2 separate regions of the Homo sapiens genome follow, and region 2 is linked to region 1. Evidence: read pairs that join two places in POLR2A ChIA-PET (ENCODE). Cell type or tissue: Panc1. All regions are shown on one strand. Links, peaks and the distances in the headings refer to the core of each region. The heading gives the core; the rest is flanking DNA. Region 1 has its middle 94 kb from the start of MIR3668. Region 2 overlaps LINC02941 (long intergenic non-protein coding RNA 2941).

What was found. Peaks named below come from ENCODE experiments on the same cell type or tissue, not always from the same donor. Only the 100,000 strongest peaks of a DNase experiment are listed, where the experiment ranks them.
Region 2: POLR2A ChIA-PET joins it to region 1 with 19 read pairs; 2 of 35 experiments call an interaction of 5 or more read pairs at or near these places.

What each region holds. Positions count from the first base shown.
Region 1 is chr6:140,294,509-140,303,833 of GRCh38, forward strand. No RefSeq gene overlaps it. Among named protein-coding and RNA genes, the nearest start is that of MIR3668, 94 kb to the left of the region's middle. In Panc1, for the core only: no CTCF peak of the experiment used is centred there; no DNase peak of the experiment used is centred there.
Region 2 is chr6:140,047,344-140,056,668 of GRCh38, forward strand. The region is part of intron 1 of LINC02941 (long intergenic non-protein coding RNA 2941); the gene reads left to right. All of the region lies in intron 2 of LOC107986652 (a long non-coding RNA gene), which reads right to left. Among named protein-coding and RNA genes, the nearest start is that of LINC02941, 76 kb to the left of the region's middle. In Panc1, for the core only: CTCF peaks have their summits at 5,594 and 5,794; no DNase peak of the experiment used is centred there; H3K27ac peaks cover 278 bases.

The DNA of each region.
Region 1 (9,325 bases), core at 486-8,485:
ATTTGGTAAAGTTGCAGGATACAAAATTAACATACAAAAATCAGTAGCATTTCTATATACCAATAATATATTAGCTGAAGACAAATTAAGAAAGAAGGCAATCCCATTCATAATAGCTACAAAAAATACCTAAGAATTAATTTAACCAAGGAGATAAAAGATCTCTACAAGGAAAACTACAAAACAATGATGAAATAAATTAAGACATAAATAAATGCAAAGACATCTTATGCCCATTAATTGGAAAATTAATATAATTAAAATGATCATACTATACAAAGCAATCTACAGATTCAATGCAATCCCTGTCAAAATACCAATGACTTTCTTTACAGAAATGTAAAAAAAATCCTAAAATTTGTGTGAAGCCACAAAAGAGCCTGAATAGCCAAAGCAATCCTAAACAAAAAGAACAATGCTGGAGGCATCACACAATTTGATTTCAAAATATATTACAAGGCTATAGTAACCCAAACAGCATGATATCAAACACACAGACCAATGTAAGAAAAGAGAGCACTCAGAAATTCACATATTTACAGCCAACTTATTTTTGATAAAAGTGCCAAGAATATACAATAGGTAAAGGACATCCTCTTCAGTAAATGATGCTGGTATAACTGGATATCCATATGCAGAAGAATGAAAGTAGGCCCCTATCTCTCACTTTATACAAAAATAAACTGAAAATGAATTAAACACTTAAATGTAAGACCAAAAACTATAAAACTGCTAGAAGAAAACATAGGGAAAACACTTCAGAATAGTCTTCTAAAAATAAGATTTTATGTCAAAGACCTCAAAAGCCAAGGCAACAAAAAACAAAAACAGACAAATGAGACTATATTAAGCTAAAAGATTCTGCTCAGCTAAGAAAACAATGAACAGAGTTCAGAAGCAACTGGTTGAATCGGAGAAAATATTTGGATGCTACTCTTCTGACAAAGGACTAATAATGAGAATATACAAGGAACTCAAACAACTCAATAGCAAAACACTAATCACATTTAAAAGTGAGCATGAATAGACACTTTTAAAAGAAGATGTACAAAATGACCAACAGTCATGTGATCATTAGTCATCAGGAAAGTGCAAATCAAAATCACAATAGAATATCATCTCACCCTAGTTAGAATGGCTATTATAAAAAGTACAAAAAATAATGTATGTTGGCAAGGATTAAGTGAAAGGGAACTCTTACACACTGTTAGTGGAAATGTAAATTACTAAAGCTGTTACAGAAAACAGTATGGAGATTTCTCAAAAACAACTAAAAATGGAACTACAGTACAATCTAGCAATTCCATTACTGGATATTTATCCAAAGGATAGGAAATCATTATATGAAAGAGATACTGGCACACCCCATGTTTATTGCAGCACTCTCCATAATAGGAAAGATAAGGAATCAATCTAATTGTCCAGCAATGGATGAATGATAAGGAAAATATGGTCTATATACACAATAAAATACTATTCAGCCCTAAAAAAAGAAATTATGTCATTTGCAACAACATGGATAGAACTGAAAATCATCATTACATTAAGTGAAATTAGTGAGGCACAAAAAGGTAAATATCACATGTGCTCACTCATGTAGGAGGGAAAAGAGTTGATCTCATGGAGTTAGAGAGTAGAATGATGGTTACCAGAGGCAGGGAAGGATGTAGCAGGAGATAGAGACATTGGTTAATGGGTATAGACATAGAGTTAGATAGAAGGAATAAGTTCTAATGTTTAAGAACAGAGTAGGGTAACTTTAGTTAACAACAATGTATTATTTCAAAATAGTTTGAAAAGAGAACTTAAAATGTTACCAACACATAGAAATGATAAATACACAAGGTGATGGACATCCTAGTTCCCTGACTTATTTATGATACATTTTATGCATGTAACAAAATACTGCATATACCCCATAAATATGTATAAATATTAGGTATCAATAAAAGCAAAAGAAAATAATAAAAGAATTAACATATAGGAGTAGAGTTATGAATCAGAGAGGAGCAGGAAAAATTTACTAAGATGGCAGAATGGGGTGGACCTCATTTGGTATTACTCATGACAAGGAATTTCTTTCTTGCTCACTCACTCACTTTTGCTATATCTAAATATCTATATTATTCTGTGTGTTTACCTTGATATTTATATGTATACAGTTTTCCAGATCATACAAAAAATTTAATTTTCTGCAATTTAAATAAATTGAACTCACATTAGATCACTTTTGCTTCTCTGTTTTCCAATGGAGTGTTCCAGATACAGGCAAAAAAAATATGCCTTTCAATTCTTATAGGACATTTTCATCCATGCACTCTGGTGTAAATTACCAGTTTATGTCTAGAACCAGCAAGTTACTTTTTTCAGATGTATGTCTTATTTTTCCAACAAGAAAGCAAATTTCTTAGAAAGGTATGATATTTTCTTATGGGTTTCTTGATCTTCCTGATTATTGACATCTTGACTTTCGCATCATACACGTTCTATAGGTATTATCACATTGATTAATTGAGCTCAAAGAACAGACTTGAGGTAATAGTTAAACTATGTCAAATATTATTTACCTACTTGTTTCTCAAGGCAATCTCCCTCTTTATTGATATTCTGCGTCAACGTTATTTGACTGGTTCTCACTAAATAATCCAAGTCCCCCATAAAATTGACTAATCAAAGCTAAATTGTTACATTCCAAGATACTTCTATTTGAGTATGAAAATTTATTTAAGACCTTTAAGACCTCCAAGCATAATTTCTAACAGTGGGATTTCAGACCATATGACAAGCCAGTGGGAGACTCTTTTTGAGCAGTCGATGCTTCCTGTGTGTTGCCATACATATACAGCTACCTACTTACCTGTTATCATAAATGGGGCTCACTTTCTTTTCTTTCTCCCCTTCCCCTAAATTCTCGATTGTCATCCCCAGGGGGAAAAAACACTTTTTTGTTTCAATAGCTCATTATTTTAGACAACTGATTTTTAATTTGCCATAAATAGTGCAATAGGCATTCGTTCTGTGATACTTACAATCTGGAAGTTAATCTAAATTTGCTATTCCCTCTATAAATTACCATTTATCCAACTGAGATATTAAATAACAAAGTTTCTCTCTCTAATGTCTTTTTTGTATGTTTGTTTTAGCAGTCCTAAGGTTTCATTTCTGTTGTTGGATTGTATTAGTTCATGTAAATGCTTTTGTATCATTGATTCCTGGCTAAAAAGTATCTCAAAAAGTTTAGGTCATATTTCATATCTAGGTGATGAATCATTGTGAGTTTTAGTTTTTGTGTTGTTTATTTTTCTGAGTTCTCCATATATTTTACAAATGACAAGGTATCATTTATATTGGTATTAAATAATTTGTAATAATTTGATTTGTTAAAATTATTTATTGTAACAATGTATTTAAATAATCTATATTTATTTAAAACTATTACTCTGAACTACAAGGTACAATTATAGTGATTTTATGAAATTACTTTCAAAAATTTTGGCATATTGGCAAGTCAGAGGAAATGCTACTTTGGCAAAATAGTTTATCAACTATTGGCATCAATAACTTTTTTTTCCTGACAGATTTGAATTTATATAATGTACTTATTTTATTACTTAAAATTATCAATGCCTACTAATTTTTTCTTAGACAACTTTGCTAAGGTAGCTGCCACAAAAAGCATTAATCTACAAATAAAGTTTTTTAGTTTATTTATTCAAAAGTGAAAAACAACAGAAACATTGGAAAGAAAAACCAGGGTTTGAGTCTTATTCCCCATGATTTAATAATTCTGTGAACTTGGGAGATACACTTAATACACTTTAACCTGTTTACAGCATCAAAGGGCTGATATAAAACCAAATGAGGCAATAAATTAGGTATTTTGCGAATCATAAATCTAACATCCCAGTGGATCTTCTTAATTTCACAGTAGTTATACATGGAGGCCAGTACTTCTTTGACATCTAATGGGGGTTTTGAGAATATCCAGAGAGACTAATTTTGCCATGGAATTTGGTATCCTCATGATGCTTACTCTGGCTGGACAGGAATATTGATACATCTTCTTCAAGCAGCTTGTAGAGCTTGTCACAAATGGAAGAAAAAGTAGAAGTATACTGTGATTTTAACATGGAAACTGATATTGAATGATCGGTGGGCTTTTCTGAGGCATACTTTTGGTAATGCCCCAACAGAACTTGGGGGCCTGTAGAGGGTATGAGTTGTTCCTGCCCGATCAAGAGAGTAATATCCACAGTATATATTTAACTACTTGTTTCTTAATGAAATTAGGTTTTCTGGTAGTATAATTGTATTCACTATTTTATTAAAATCAGAAGACATCGTTGGTGTCTAACAATGTCTCAGAAAGAATAATATTGTCTGTTGTTTATAATCCCTTCTTTAAAGGTGAATTCTCTGTCTACTAAATTGGAAAAGCAGAGAGAACAAAATTGTTCTACATGGGAAAAAGAATGGAGAAAAGGTCTGGGAAGATGCTAGGGTGGAGAGAAGGCAGACGAATGTATGGCTCAGTAAGATAGGGATAGGGATGAAGAGACCTTGATGTTTTTTGGGGTTTTGGTTAATGTGGGGCAGGGAAAGAAGAGCAAGAGAGGAGGGGTCAGGTAGCTAAAGATGAGGAGAAGTGAGGCAATGGGGAATAATGGGGAATGGAATTGGTTCTTTTTTTTTTTTTTTTTTTTTTTTTGAGACAGAGTCCCCAGTCTGTTGCCCAGGCTGGAGTGTAATGGTGTGGTCTCGGCTCACTGCAACTTCCACCTCCGAGGTTCAAGTTATTCTGCCTCAGCCTCCTGAGTAGCTGGGATTACAGGCTCATGCTACCATACCCAGCTAATTTTTGTACTTTTAGTAGAGACGGGGGTATATCACTGTGTTGGCCAGGCTGGTCTTTAACTCCTGACCTCATGATCCATTTGCCTCTGTCTCCCAAAGTGCTGGGATTACAGGCATGAGCCACTGTACCTGGCCGGAGTTGGTTTTTAATAGATACTGCTGCTTCTTCTCTTCACAATGTGATCATTAGTGAAGTCCATTTATTGCTTTAAATTTTCATATTCAATTAAATTACCCTTTTCCTGTTTCAAAAAAAAATGTTATGTAATAGCACTGACTTGTGGCAAACTTGAAAGCTTTTCTTTCATAGATTATTTATGGAATAAAATTAAGTATAGAGAAAAAGAAAAAATTTGATCTTAGTCAGATGATATCTTTTGACTCCTATTATAGACAATAAAATCACGTCTTAAAAGTCAGAGACAATAATGACAGCATGATCACAAATCTTTGTTTCAAAGCATCTATCAGTAAGAGAAACAGAGTAAATTGGAGTAAGGAGACTTGTTTGATCTGCCTTTGAAGGTAAAATTAGAGCTGCTTATAGGAATCAAAAGATTCAGGAGTGTCAAGCTAAAACTATGAGAAAGGCTCCAAGAGGAATAAAATGCTTCTTCTATTTAAGAACATACTTGTAGAGAAGTCTCTGAAAGCTATGTTCTATTGAGCTAATCTATCAGATTAGATTTTGTTTTGGTTTTATAGATATGGTGGCTTTGGTTTTGTTTTTCCACATTAAGTTAAAGAATGGGCTTAATATTTTGTTAAGAGTCACTGTGAACATCATATTTTGGATTCTAAATTACCTACCCTGATGATTAAAGAATTTCAGGAATACTGATTTAGTAGACTTTGAAAGGTAAGATTAAATGAAATTCTTTCATTTATTTTTCTCCACTATTCCTCTTTCCTTTGTTTCATAGTCGCTTTTCATTTAATCATTTTCTAAGAGCTTACATTTTTGCTCAATTGAAGATTATCCCATAACTAAGTGATGCATATACAAATACTCAGTGCTGGGAATTATTTCTCTTTAGAAGGAGAAGCAGAAATTAAATATTTAGGCTTTTGCAAAATGGCTTGTTTCTTTTGTTCAAAGTGATTATGTATCCCATCAGAATGGAACGTGGATTAGGTGTTTGAATGCTTTGTGCCTCAGGCTTTTTTACAAATACATGTTACTAAATGTAAAAATAACTTCTATTTTTCCAAACTAATTAGTGAGATTTCAGGACACATTGTTCACTCACAATTTTTTTCCCATGGCTTACCATTAATCTCTATCTGAATTACTGACTATATGATCAATGAAGATTAAACATACAATAAAATTTGTTCCTGGAATTTGCCTTACTTATGGTTAAAGCATTTGTGTTGTGAGGAAAGCATTTTTTTTCCACAGACACTAAAGTGTTCAGTAATTGATAGCCATCTGAATGTTATCTCTTTAAGGCTTTAAAGAAACATTTAAAATCTGAAATTGGAGGCAAATTGGGGAAATTCTGTTTTGTATCAATGAGTTCTTAATGCTTACTATGTACATCCTCTCTCTCCATATATATATTTAGTTTTAATAACCCCAATGATGGAAGTATTATTATCTTCATTTATTAGATAAAGAAGCTACAACTTACAGAGATTTGGTAACTTTCAAAATCCATCTAAGACACATAACTTTTAAGTGATTAACCTTTATTTGAACCCACGAAGCTTTCTCATGGACCCAGAGCTCCTACAATAGTGCTATGTGATTCACTTCATTTCTTCAGCGCTTCTGACATTCTTTTTGACCATCATTAAGCTCATAAAAAGGAAATTTAGTTAATATTCTATTATATATGTTAAGAAATGGAAAGATTGTTATATATTATAAACCAAAAATAAAATTCTAAGGCCCCTCAACCATCCAAACGGACTTTTTCCTCAGCCAAAGCACTCAAGTTTAACCAGAAAGACTGACTTAAGTCATGATGGGAAGTGGGGGTTGGACATCTCTTATTATACCTCTCCATCATTAACATCAACACATACTTTAAGTCTGATAAAAAAACATCTTACAACCTATTCTTTCTGAAGCCTACTAACTGAAGGCTTCCTCGGCAAATAAGAACTTTGATCTCCACAATCCTTTATCTCAACACATACATTTCCTTTCTATTGATCCCAAGTCTTTAGTAAAGTCAACCAATTGTCAACCAGAAAAATTTTAAACATGCCTATAGCCTGGAAGCCCCCAATTTCCAGTTGTCCCACCTTTCTGGACCAAACCAATGTATTTATTAAATGTATTTGATTGAAATCTCATTGGCCTCTTCAGTCCCTATGTAGTGGCCTGGGATTCAATCTGTGAGGTGGGGGGCCTGTAATCAGGACTCCATCTTGCTTTGCTTTTTTTTTTTTTCCTCCATTTTTTTCTCTTTTTGCCTGATTAAATTGTGCTCTACTTACCCTTCAGTGTGTCTGCATGCCTAAATTTTCCTGGTTGTGTGACAAAAGCCTGGTTTTAGCTGAACTAAGGAGCAAATTCTGCAACATCATGTCTCCCTAAAATGTGTAAAACCAAGCTGCACCCCAACCACCTAGGGCATATGTTCTCAGGACCTCCCAGGGCTGTGTCACAGGCCAGGCTTACTCATATTTGGCTCCGAATAAACTTTTAAAAATATTTTACAGAGTTTGACTCTTCTTATTGACAATATAAATGCAAAAACGATAAAGAAGACAAAGTATTTTAGCTTTGTAATATAAAACTATTTTGTTACTGTTAAATTTGGATTTATTTTTGTTTCTGACCAATTATTAAAAATAATTCATATTTCATTAGCACTCACAGGTGAGTGTAAACAGGTTCAGGTTATGTGGAGAAATGAAGAGGTCAGTTACTTAAAAATTCACTGAGGCTGGGCACGGTGGCTCAGGCCTGTAATCCCAGCACTTTGGGAGGCCGAGGTGGGCAGATCATGAGGTCAGGAATTCCAGACCAGTCTGGCCAACACAGTGAAACCCTGTCTCTATTAAAGATACAAAAATTAGCTGGGCGTGGTGGCGTGTGCCTGTAATCCCAGCTACTTGGGAGGCTGAGGCAGGAGAGTTGCTTGAAACCAGGAGGCGGAGGTTGCAGTGAGCCGAGATTGTGCCATTGCATTCCAGCCTGGGAAATAGGGTGAGACTCCAACTCAAAAAAAAAAAAAAAAAAAAAAAAAAGAAAAGAAAAGAAAAAGAAAATCACTGAAATATCTTCACAAGGAACATTAACAAGAGTGTATCCATGGGTTGTTTTTATTGGCCATAATGTACATGCAGTTAAATATTTTTCAATTGTACAATATTCTATAGAAGAATCAAACTTTCTCATAAAGCACTGTTTGTTATTGAATTCCAGCACAGATTTGAGAGGAGTCTGATATAAAATTATGTTGACTTATAAAAGAATAGTCAACTTGCAAATGTAGAAAACCTGACCTCAGAAAAGGAAACATTCTTGTTTTCATCCAATGGGAGACACTGAATCAAATGATAAAAATATTTCTATATAACCAGAAAGTTCGTATTGAGCAGACAAAAATGTTTAATCAGACGTTTCCTTGATCTGGTTATTTACCTCCTGTTACTTCTCATTCTTGCTTTTCGATTAGAATCTCCATTTCTCAGTTACCATAAAATGAAGAAACAACAGGTCCTGAAGAAAAGTTAAGAGTATCCTGAGCACTTAATATGTTACCCTCTGTAAATAAGTGCATTTGACTTTTGGCTTTATGTATCAGTCTTTTCTAAGGGTGGCTAAACTGACATCTTTTCTGTAGGCCCAATACCTTCAAGATGTTGATTGGAAATACATTTGCAGGTTTGCAAGTCAGAGTGCTTGACACTGGACCACTGTGATTTCACTCTGGACAACATTCTCCTGGCTTCTCCAGGCACCTTTCTTCTGTCTCAGGAGTGATTCCGAAGTGGTGTGTTCTAATAACATGGGAGTTTCCTGACCCTCTTATGGATGTGTGACAGTGGTGTGGCTTGTTTATTCAGCTCAAACTCCTTAGGGAGAGGGAGCATGCAAATGAGCGGGTGCAGGAGCCAGTGTGAGTGTTTTGGGCTCCGGCCCCATGGCAGTGTCTAGGGGTGTTACAATGCCTTTTTAGCCCTGCCATCCGGGAATGGCTTAAGTGTTAAATAGCTCAGTGAAGAGTCAGTGTGACAGTCTTTTTGGGTTCCTGCACCCAGTGTGTCCCGAATTTTTGTCCAGTGTCCAAAAAGAATCGGGTCACACAGACTTGAAGGATGGTAAATATGGGGATTTTATTGAGTGATGGAGGTCGCTTTCAGCAGCATGGGTAGCTGGAGAGGGGATGGAGTGGGAAGATAATCATCTTCTGGAGTTCAGCCACAGCAGAACTCTGGGTGTTCAGATACTCCCCCTCTGCTCTCCTTCTCTGCAGCTCTGCCACTCTTTTGCTTGTGAAGCCTGGGGTTT
Region 2 (9,325 bases), core at 917-8,916, 250 kb before region 1:
AAAATTTTGCCTGGATTAGAGTGTGTTCTTTTTATTTTTAGTTATTTTTCCCAATTATCTCACCAAAATTTTCTTGTTTTATATTCTTTAATATGTTTTTGGTTTCATGGTTGGCTTTGTTTTCACAGGAATTCAGTTATTTTAAGTGGGTTTATCTCTCTTGAATGTGGTCACATTGTTCGTTCCTTCCTTCCTTCCTTCCTTCCTTCCTTCCTTCCTTCCTTCCTTCCTTCCTTCCCTCCTTCCTTCCTTCCTTCCTTCCCTCCCTGTACTCTGTTAGAGGTAAACTGCTGCACTTTTTATTTACAATCCCTCTTTCCTCCAAAATATTTGAGGCAGCTTATAAAAAACAGATATTCTAAAACTATTTAAGCAAGGGCAAATGATGTGATTATGAGCTTTGAGTGTTTTGTATTTATTTATTCTTTTCTCCTTCTTTTGTACGTTTTTCTTCATTCTCTATATTTATTATGATTATAAAAAACAATTTAGAGCAGCAATTTTATTTTAGCTTTGTCTATTGTATTCCTTCTTCCTTAAAATTGATTAATATGTTTCATAATATTCTTGCTTTGGACATCAATTTTACTTAATGCTTGATGCTTCTATTAAAACATATTTCCATTTTCTTTTTTTAAATTGAAATGATCTTCTTCTTACCTATTTCTATAGCATAATGCAATGCATTTATGGAGATGTTTTTTCCTTCCTGTGCTATGCTTTTTTCATACATGTTTTTTCTTGACTTGTGCATATTTTATGCTATTTTTTACTTACCAGTTATTTATTGATTTTTTCCCCCTATAATGTCTTTCAATTGTTGGCACTCAGATTGTTTTAGCATTGCTTATACTTAATGTGAATTATTTGGCAGAGGTAATCTGATTTCCTAATTTTGCTGATAAAATGAAAAAAAAAAGTTTTTTATTTCTTTTCCACCATGATTGCTATCTACTTTTGTTGCTTTGAGCTACAAGTTGAGAGTATGGGAGATGAAAAGGTGATAAGCTAAGGTTGTGTTGAACATCTTAAATCATGATTTTCTGTAGACATTAAGGTTTGCATATTGTTCCCACAGTGAACCCCTGCAAACTTAACTATCCTCATTTTTTCTTAATTTCCTCCTTTCCACTCTCCCTCCCAGGAACTACTTTCACTTTTTTTCAGTTAGAAAAAAAAAATACAAGAGTACAATTTCAATTTGCTTCTTCAAAGTTTGGCAGTCAGTGAAAATCATTCGTATATTATCAACTCAGCATTATTACTTTTAGAATGCTGGTGAAAGTTTAGAAGCCAGTTACGTTGCCCACACTGCTCTGCTCTATTCTAGAATCTTCTGTTGCTTCATTTTGGTTTCTTTGCTTGTTAATAATGTTTTATAGTTTCAGTTGTGCAGCACTCCTTTTTCATTGCTGCTGATCATGATTTATTTTATTCTGAAATTTATTTATTTGTTCATTTGTGAAGGCATAATGGAAAATGTAAATGATGTGATCTGATGTGGCTTCATTCTTCCATTTGCTATCTTTACCCAAACTTTCAACAATCAGGTTTTACTTTATTATTTACAAACTTATCTAAGGATGTATTTATTTTAAAAATTTCACTTAAGAGCCCTTAGACAAGTCCTATAATTTATTACCTGCTGAATAAAGTAATTTTTCTTTTTTATCTCATATGACACTGTTTAATGTAAACTACATTTTTATATTCAGGGAGTATTGTGTGTGCGTTCATTCTGTCTATGTTTTTTTGTTTTGCTGAATTTGATCATGGACCCTCCTATTTCATTTTAATAGCTACCCCTTTTCATTTGCTACTTTCATATGCTGATTTCATATCATGCTTCATATTCTTATGTTGTAAAGGTTTTTCCATTATCAGTGAAGTAATGGAAATTAAAATGCTGTATAGAGACAAGAGATGAGGTTTTATTTAATTAAGCAAAAGTAACAATCCAGACTGCACATTGAAAGGCAGAGGGTGGGGGAGAATATTATGGGAAGCCCTAATAGATAAGAGGAATGCTAAGGGTTGATTTAAGAAGGAAAAATAAACAAAGTTAAAGTCAGAATGTTTATTTTGAATGGCATTAGTAAATGGGGAAAATTGGTGGAACCGATTCTTTGTTATTACGTGACTCATAAAAAATATTAGGTTGCCTTGATTTCTGCTTCTTACCTTGTGGCCTTGGTTTGGTTTATACACCCTCATTGTCAGCACTGGCTCTCTATAATAAGCATAACCATTACAGGTGGCCATAGTTGGGATCTGAGCTTTTCTATAGCATCTTTAGTTCTGCACAGCAAGGGCCACTAGGGAAAGGGCAGAGAAGGGTGGAGAGGATGTCTATAGGTAGCAAAGATACTTTGAGTTTGGAGAATAATAATTATGGAATTGTGGCATGTACGTTACTTGTGCTTTTTCCTTTGTTTTTCTGATGCCTAAGGTGGTTGAACACAAGTTTTTCCTGTTGCGTAGCTGGTTACATTTTCCACTGAGCCTTGCAGCTCTTGTTTTTGAGAGAAAAAAAGCACTAGGAAATATGCAAAATCTCCTTGAGTGAATAATGTGAATTGCAGAAAGGATCCATTGACTTCCTTCTCAGCAGTGATTTTCTATCTGAGTGGCTGCTGGATAGTTAGTGCATAAAGCTATGTTGGTGCTGGCTGGGTGCAAATTGCCTTCATCTGAAGATGCCTGCTTTGTACCATTACCTGCCTACAGCAAAACAGAGCCCCTCCAGTAGAGAAGTCTCTTTAACCAAATATCAAACAAATTAACCTTTTAGTGTGCTCCTAGGAGCCTCTCAAGAGAAGGAACACTTCAGTGACATCACTGATGGCAAAGGTTAGCCTAAAAGTAAAATGAAATCATCTGGCCAGGCAGGCCCTGCGGGAGAATCAAGCTTTGTAATTAGATTGAAGGCTCCTAGGAAACGAAGCTCTGTTGCAGGAAGAGCATTTGCAGAAGCTAATTGGGGTAAGCTTTTGCATCAGTGTCGGTGCAACGCATCACTTACAGCCTTGAAAATAGCTGTAATGGTGTATGATGATTGAGTCATTCCCTAATTTTAGCAACCTAGGCTGAACATGAATTACATGACGAATGTGCGCTTGAGTTTGTCCTATCTGAGACTTCGGACTCCGGGAAGATTGCCGTACACGTACTGGCTAATGTGACGACTGTTTTCTGGGAGTTGCAGGATTGCGACAGCTTTGTGCAAGCAGAGCCTGAGAGTTTTGCTCTGTTGGCTCTGCCCATTTACCTTCATTCTAACCTCCATTCTTACCTTGTCATCTGGTGGATGTCTCCCTGCCTTTACCCTACTTTTTTTTTTCCCCCAAAGTGTGGAATCTGTAACTGAACCCAGTAATTGTTCTAAATTATTTCTGTGGTGAATTAGCAAAACAAGAAATCTAGTTACTAAGCGAATAAGGTGAGGTCACCATCCTCCTTGCTGTAGTGACTCAAACCAGATACAAACTGAGGTTGGAGAAGTAAAAACGTGAGCAGAGAAGTAATATTATTTGGTCTTGCATGTGTCTAAACTTCTCCCTAGATAATCACCTTAACTTTGATATACATAGTGGAGTTCTCTTCTGGCACTTTCAAGGATACACCAACCTGAACACTTTATCTTTCACGATTTCCTTTGGTTTTATGTGGTTTTCAGTCTTTGAGTGACAACAGAATATCAAGGCAAGTCAGCTCCCGGGACCCACCATCTGTGTGACAAAGGCATAGTACTTAAACTCTCTGAGCCTCCCATTCCTCATGCATAAATGAGAATAGTGGAAGAGCTAGTAAGAGTATGAAGCATGGTATGAAATCATGCATGAAGCTTTATGTTGTAAAGCTGTGTTGTATGTGGCAAAAATTTTTACATTATCAGTGAAGTAATAGATACTAAAATGTTGTATAGAGACAAGAGATGAGGTTTTATCTAATTAAGCACAAATGATCTAGACTATACATTAAAAGGCAGAGGGTGGGGGAGAGTATTATGGGAAGCCCTAATAGATAAGAGGAATGCTAACGGTTGATTTAAGAAGGAAAAATAAACAAAGTTAAGGTCAGACTCTTTATTTTGAATGCTATTAATAAGTAAAGAAATTGATGGAATCAGGTAGAAGCACATAATCAGCTTTCATAAGCATTAGCTAGGATTTTTGGCCAAAACATAAGGGTGAAGGTATGTGAGAGTTGTTCTTTATTTTGGTAGTCATAACTAACAAAAACAGCTAACATTTTTTAACGCTTACTGTACGTCAAGTACTACACGGAGCACATGATGTGGTGATGACATTAAAAACTCACCCCAACCTGCTCTATGCTCATTGCACAGATTAGGAAACGGAAGCATCTGAGTAACATAGTGAAGATACTAATGCAATAAATAATTGTTCATCAAAGAATCACAGAAAGAAGCACTTGGAGCTGGCTCATCTCAGGGAAATGCACGTAGTGATAATGAGTCATCCATTTTCAATGCATCACTATAGCTCTCCCAAACCAAAACCCTCCTCTTGAGCTCACACTAAATCTGTTTATTTCTCATATCTAGATTGCTTTTACATTCTGCACCAGCTAATCTCTGGTCCTATTTCAAATCAGAATCTGGATATTATTTACCATCTGCCTCTAAGGGATGCACTTGCCAAGTCCCTTAATTTGCTATAATTGGCAGGTTTTCAGTGTACATAATTTATATCAAAAAAAGCTACCCTGAAAAAGAAGATTAATTAAACCATTTCTTCTGGGTCCCTAAAAGTGCAGTGGTTTCCAGGAGGATGGCTTTAAGGCCTTAAGGTCTTCTGTGTGTATATGCTGTCACAGCTGAGCACATTAAAAATGTATGTTGGGTTGCTCCCTGGTGCCTCTGAGCTGGTCAGAAAGATGTCATTGGCACCTGGGTAACATCACAAATACTCACTGAATTAAGCAGCTCACATTTGCATTTGAGTCTTTTGTTCTAAGCTTCGCAGACACTGGAAACTACTAGACTGCAGTATAATTTATGGATACCTCAGTGTTGACAATTCTGTCACTGATATGATAGGAAACACTAGAAAAAAATACACCCAGATGTACAGAATTCTAAATAGAGTAAGTGAGAGACCGTAACCTGATTCAGACAAGCAGCACATGTGGCTAGGAAATAGACCATTTACAGTTTTTCCCCCTTTTTGCCCTTTTTCAGTCATTCGCTAGGCTCATGGTCCAATGTGGAACATCCCCTAGGCTTTGTGGAGGCATTCTGGTCCTTCACAGCTTCTGGATAATATAATGCTTCCTTGTGAGTTTATTTCTTAATCCATGCCTATCTAAACTTGGCAGATTGATTCTCCATTCTAAAAATGGGAACTTCTGTGTTTTCTATCTTTTTCTAGAGGTTTTTTTTTTTTTTTTTTTTGAATTACCAGCCTTCAGGGGAATTACACAGCGTAGCACAGGAATGAATGTGAAGTTGCCACATATTTTTCTTTATTTTCCTGGAATGCCCATCTTCACATCCATGGCCAGTTTTTCCTACTTAGCTTCCAAATCTTAACTCAAATGCTGCCATGCTTGCCTTGCCCCATCCTGACCTCAAGGTGGCCTCCTCTGTGCTTCAGAAACTATATCTGAAGCTTAAGAAATAAGTAAAAAATGTGGACAGCCTCCATTCATTGTCTTTTTGAAAGAAGGCCAGCTACAGATTAACTAATATACTTAGGTTACCTCACTGTTTACTATTAATTACAAATTCCAGACTTTGTAGCATTCGCTGTTGACTTGTAGCTTTTTGCATGGTGGAGCTGCAAATAATTTCTGCCAGGTGGAGCAGATAACTCCAAAGGTTTATGGTCCTGTTGGACATGAGCCACTTTTTAAATCTACCCATCAATCTCATTCTAAGATGGTCTCTGTCCAGCTTATAAAACAACTTTTGATCTGGTCATAACATCTTATTAATTAATGAGTTAAATAAAACATGCTCATATTACGTGAGGGTGGGAGTCACAGGTTTGAACTCCAGTAGAGTATAGCACTCTCCACATTCTCCCAGATTGAGTTGTCTCCCTTTGCCACTAAATAAAAGCCTCATGAAGACAGGGACCTTGCGTTGCATGACTTTGGACACTCAGTACTTAGTACCATGTCTGATGCCTGCGTCACTCAATAAGAATGTGTACTATGACTAAATGATTATGTAATTTAATTCTAACCCAATTGGACTCTGCAGCAGTGCTCCAGGTCAGTGCAAGGATGCTCTATTGCTCAAAGAACAGCTTCTATTTTAGGATAACTTAGATGTGGAGTCAGAAATGTTATGATAGTCTTTTCTACGACTTGATGACTCTATGTAGTGGCCTTAGTCTTAATCCTTCTTTATTAGTCTTTTGCTTTGCACTGCCTTTGGATTAAGAATAGACAAAGTTATTCAATATTCAATATCCACCTAAGCCAGGACACTTTGCAAGGGCAAACAGAAGTTTGAAAGACAGTTTTACTTGTCTTTTTTTTTTTTCAGTGTTGTGCCTAGTTGCTGTGGCTAGCTGAAAACATAAGGGAAATCTTTCTCTTTTATTAAGGATACTTTGACCCTTTGAGAGAAAAACAAATTCTAAGTAAAGCAGTTCCATGTCTAAACTGATGTTATCAGCCGCTACTGTATGACATTAGGCTGTAAAAGTATTTACCTAAAAAAGTCAATAAACATGCAATTCACTATTATTTGTGTTGAATTATAGATCTGGAGGATCAAACCAGAATCAAAAGGAGTATACAAATTATCTATAAGATTATATGTGTGTATGTATATGCATATATATCTTTATACATATAACCTCAAATATCTAAAGGCAATTTCTGTGCATCACCTTCTTGTCCTTTTCTTTTTCTTATATACACTACTACAATAATGCATTTCCCATCAAAGTACTATTTTAAAAGTCTGCTTTTCATTTTGTCTATATTTGAAAATGTACTCAAAGAGTTCTGAAGAAGAATAATGTGTAGGATGGTAGTTTTCAGAAACTTATTTGGAAATAATATCATCTAATAGAGAATTAAATATACTTCTAGTAGGTATTCAACAAAAATTAAGATAACTTCTCATATTTAAGAATATAAAAATAACCAGATTGTTTAAGCGTAAATTCCATCTGCTGTCCAGGGATTGTCAACAAGTGAAAATTTATGGAAGGCCACAGACATTGGTCTTCAAATTGTTAGGGCTGTGCTCCAGACCAGGATTTGGCAAATGTTTTCTGTAAAGGGCCATAGTAAGTATTGATGATTTTGTGGATAATAAGTATCTGTATATTTAAAACTCTGCCATCTTAGTGTGAAAGCAACCTTAGACAATACATAAACAAATGAACCTGGCTATGTTTCAATCAATAATACTTTATGTATGAAAACAGGCATTGAACCAGATTTGGCCCATGGGTTATAGTTTGCCTACTCCTGCTCCAGACTGTCCTCATCGTTGTTTTCCTCAGTTAGTCCACAAAATTAAAAAGTCACTATTCTTGTATTTACTGTATTTTGCAGAGTTGTGAGAAAACAAATCTATATAAGTTGCTTTGGCCAGTGGAAGATAAGACACAAATTGTATGTCTAGGTTCATTTACTGAAGAATCTAAATGCTCTTTTGGGAAAAGTAGGCATCGAAATGCTTTGAAAATATGTATTTCAAAATAAGTATTGCATGCCTGAAAGTGTCAAGATATTGAGGACCAACTATGATGCTAAGAAAGAGGGAATAAAATGTCTAATGCTTCAAAGGTCTCATTAATTCACAAAAGCTTATGGTAGGTTTGCGTAGGATTTTAGGCTGTAAACCTATTCTATGGCTACATAATTTTTTTTTTTTTGGAGATGGAGTCTTGCTCTGTTGCCCAGGCTGGAGTGCAGTGGCGAGATCTTGGCTCACTGCAAGCTCTGCCTCCAGCGTTCATGCCATTCTCCTGCCTCAGCCTCCCAAATAGCTGGGACTACAGGCACCCGCCACCACACCTGGCTAATTTTTTGTATTTTTTAGTAGAGACGGGGTTTCACCGTGTTAGCCAGGATGGTCTCGATCTCCTGACCTTGTGATCTGCCCGCCTCAGCCTCCCAAAGTGCTGGGATTACAGGCGTGAGCCACCGCCCCCAGCCTACAGTTATGTAATTGTATCCTTCACTTCATGGTAGTAATATCTAAGGCATAGAAACTACTCACCTGTTCAGTCCAGGCTAGGAGATAACTTGACTGATACTTTCTTCATACTACAAGGAGGGTAAAAACCTTCGATCATTTGCTGTAGGACATATCAAAACTTGCCACTCCTCTCTTGCGATTGAAACTCAGTACTAAGCTCATTAATGATGGAGTATATTGGGGATGTCCTTTATCTCAGGGGTATTTAATGCATGTCTTTTATGCCAGGGATATTTAATGCAGGAATTTGGTTGCACATTTCATGTCCAATTCATAATGGAAAATTAAACAAACAAATGAAAAGAATAAAACACAAACAAACCGGCTGTCCAAAGCTTCTGTCCCTGTCCCAGAAACTGAAATGATGGAAAACTGCCAATGAGTATGCTCTGAAATATGGTAGTTTGGACAGGAGAAATACATAATTTTTTTCTTACATTGATCCTTTGTTTGATATTAACCAAAAAGTGTTTGCTTGCCAATTTAAAGACCGTCTTAATGGAGAGATTCTTTTCTTTCCCCTCCCTAAGCTGTTCCCCAAAGGGAAAAAATTCAGGACCTTCAATTAATTTAAATGGCCTTGCCTTTATCCTTATCTCAGCCTTTACATTTACCCATGGGGTTGCAGCTAAGAATTTGGGACAAACTCCACAATTATGGCCTTTGTTAGTAGTGCAAGGATTGCATGGGCACCTGGCACCACTAAGGATCTCAGACCAGTCTTTTTTTTCGTAGAAATGATACACTTTTGGCATATGTTTTTAATGCCATTTATTAAATACCATGTACTCATGTTATGGACACTTTTCCTACACTATTAATCCAGAGAATTCTGGAAAGTATAAATTATTATTTCCTTTTGATAAATGCAAGGCGCAGAGAGGTCACGTTACTTGACCTAGGCCACATAGGTAGCACATAGTAGACTGGGAATTCAAGCTAAGATCTATCCAATAGGAAGTCCCCTCCAGAGATATTCACTGTTGTCCTATATCATTGTGCAAATGGAAGACATGCACAACATATTATTTAAGGAACATGGTGAAATCCTAATTATCACCTGAACGATATTCCCAGGTCCAGGTTACGACCTCTTCCAAGGGGGCTGGCCACAGCCATCAGAAGACTTTTATG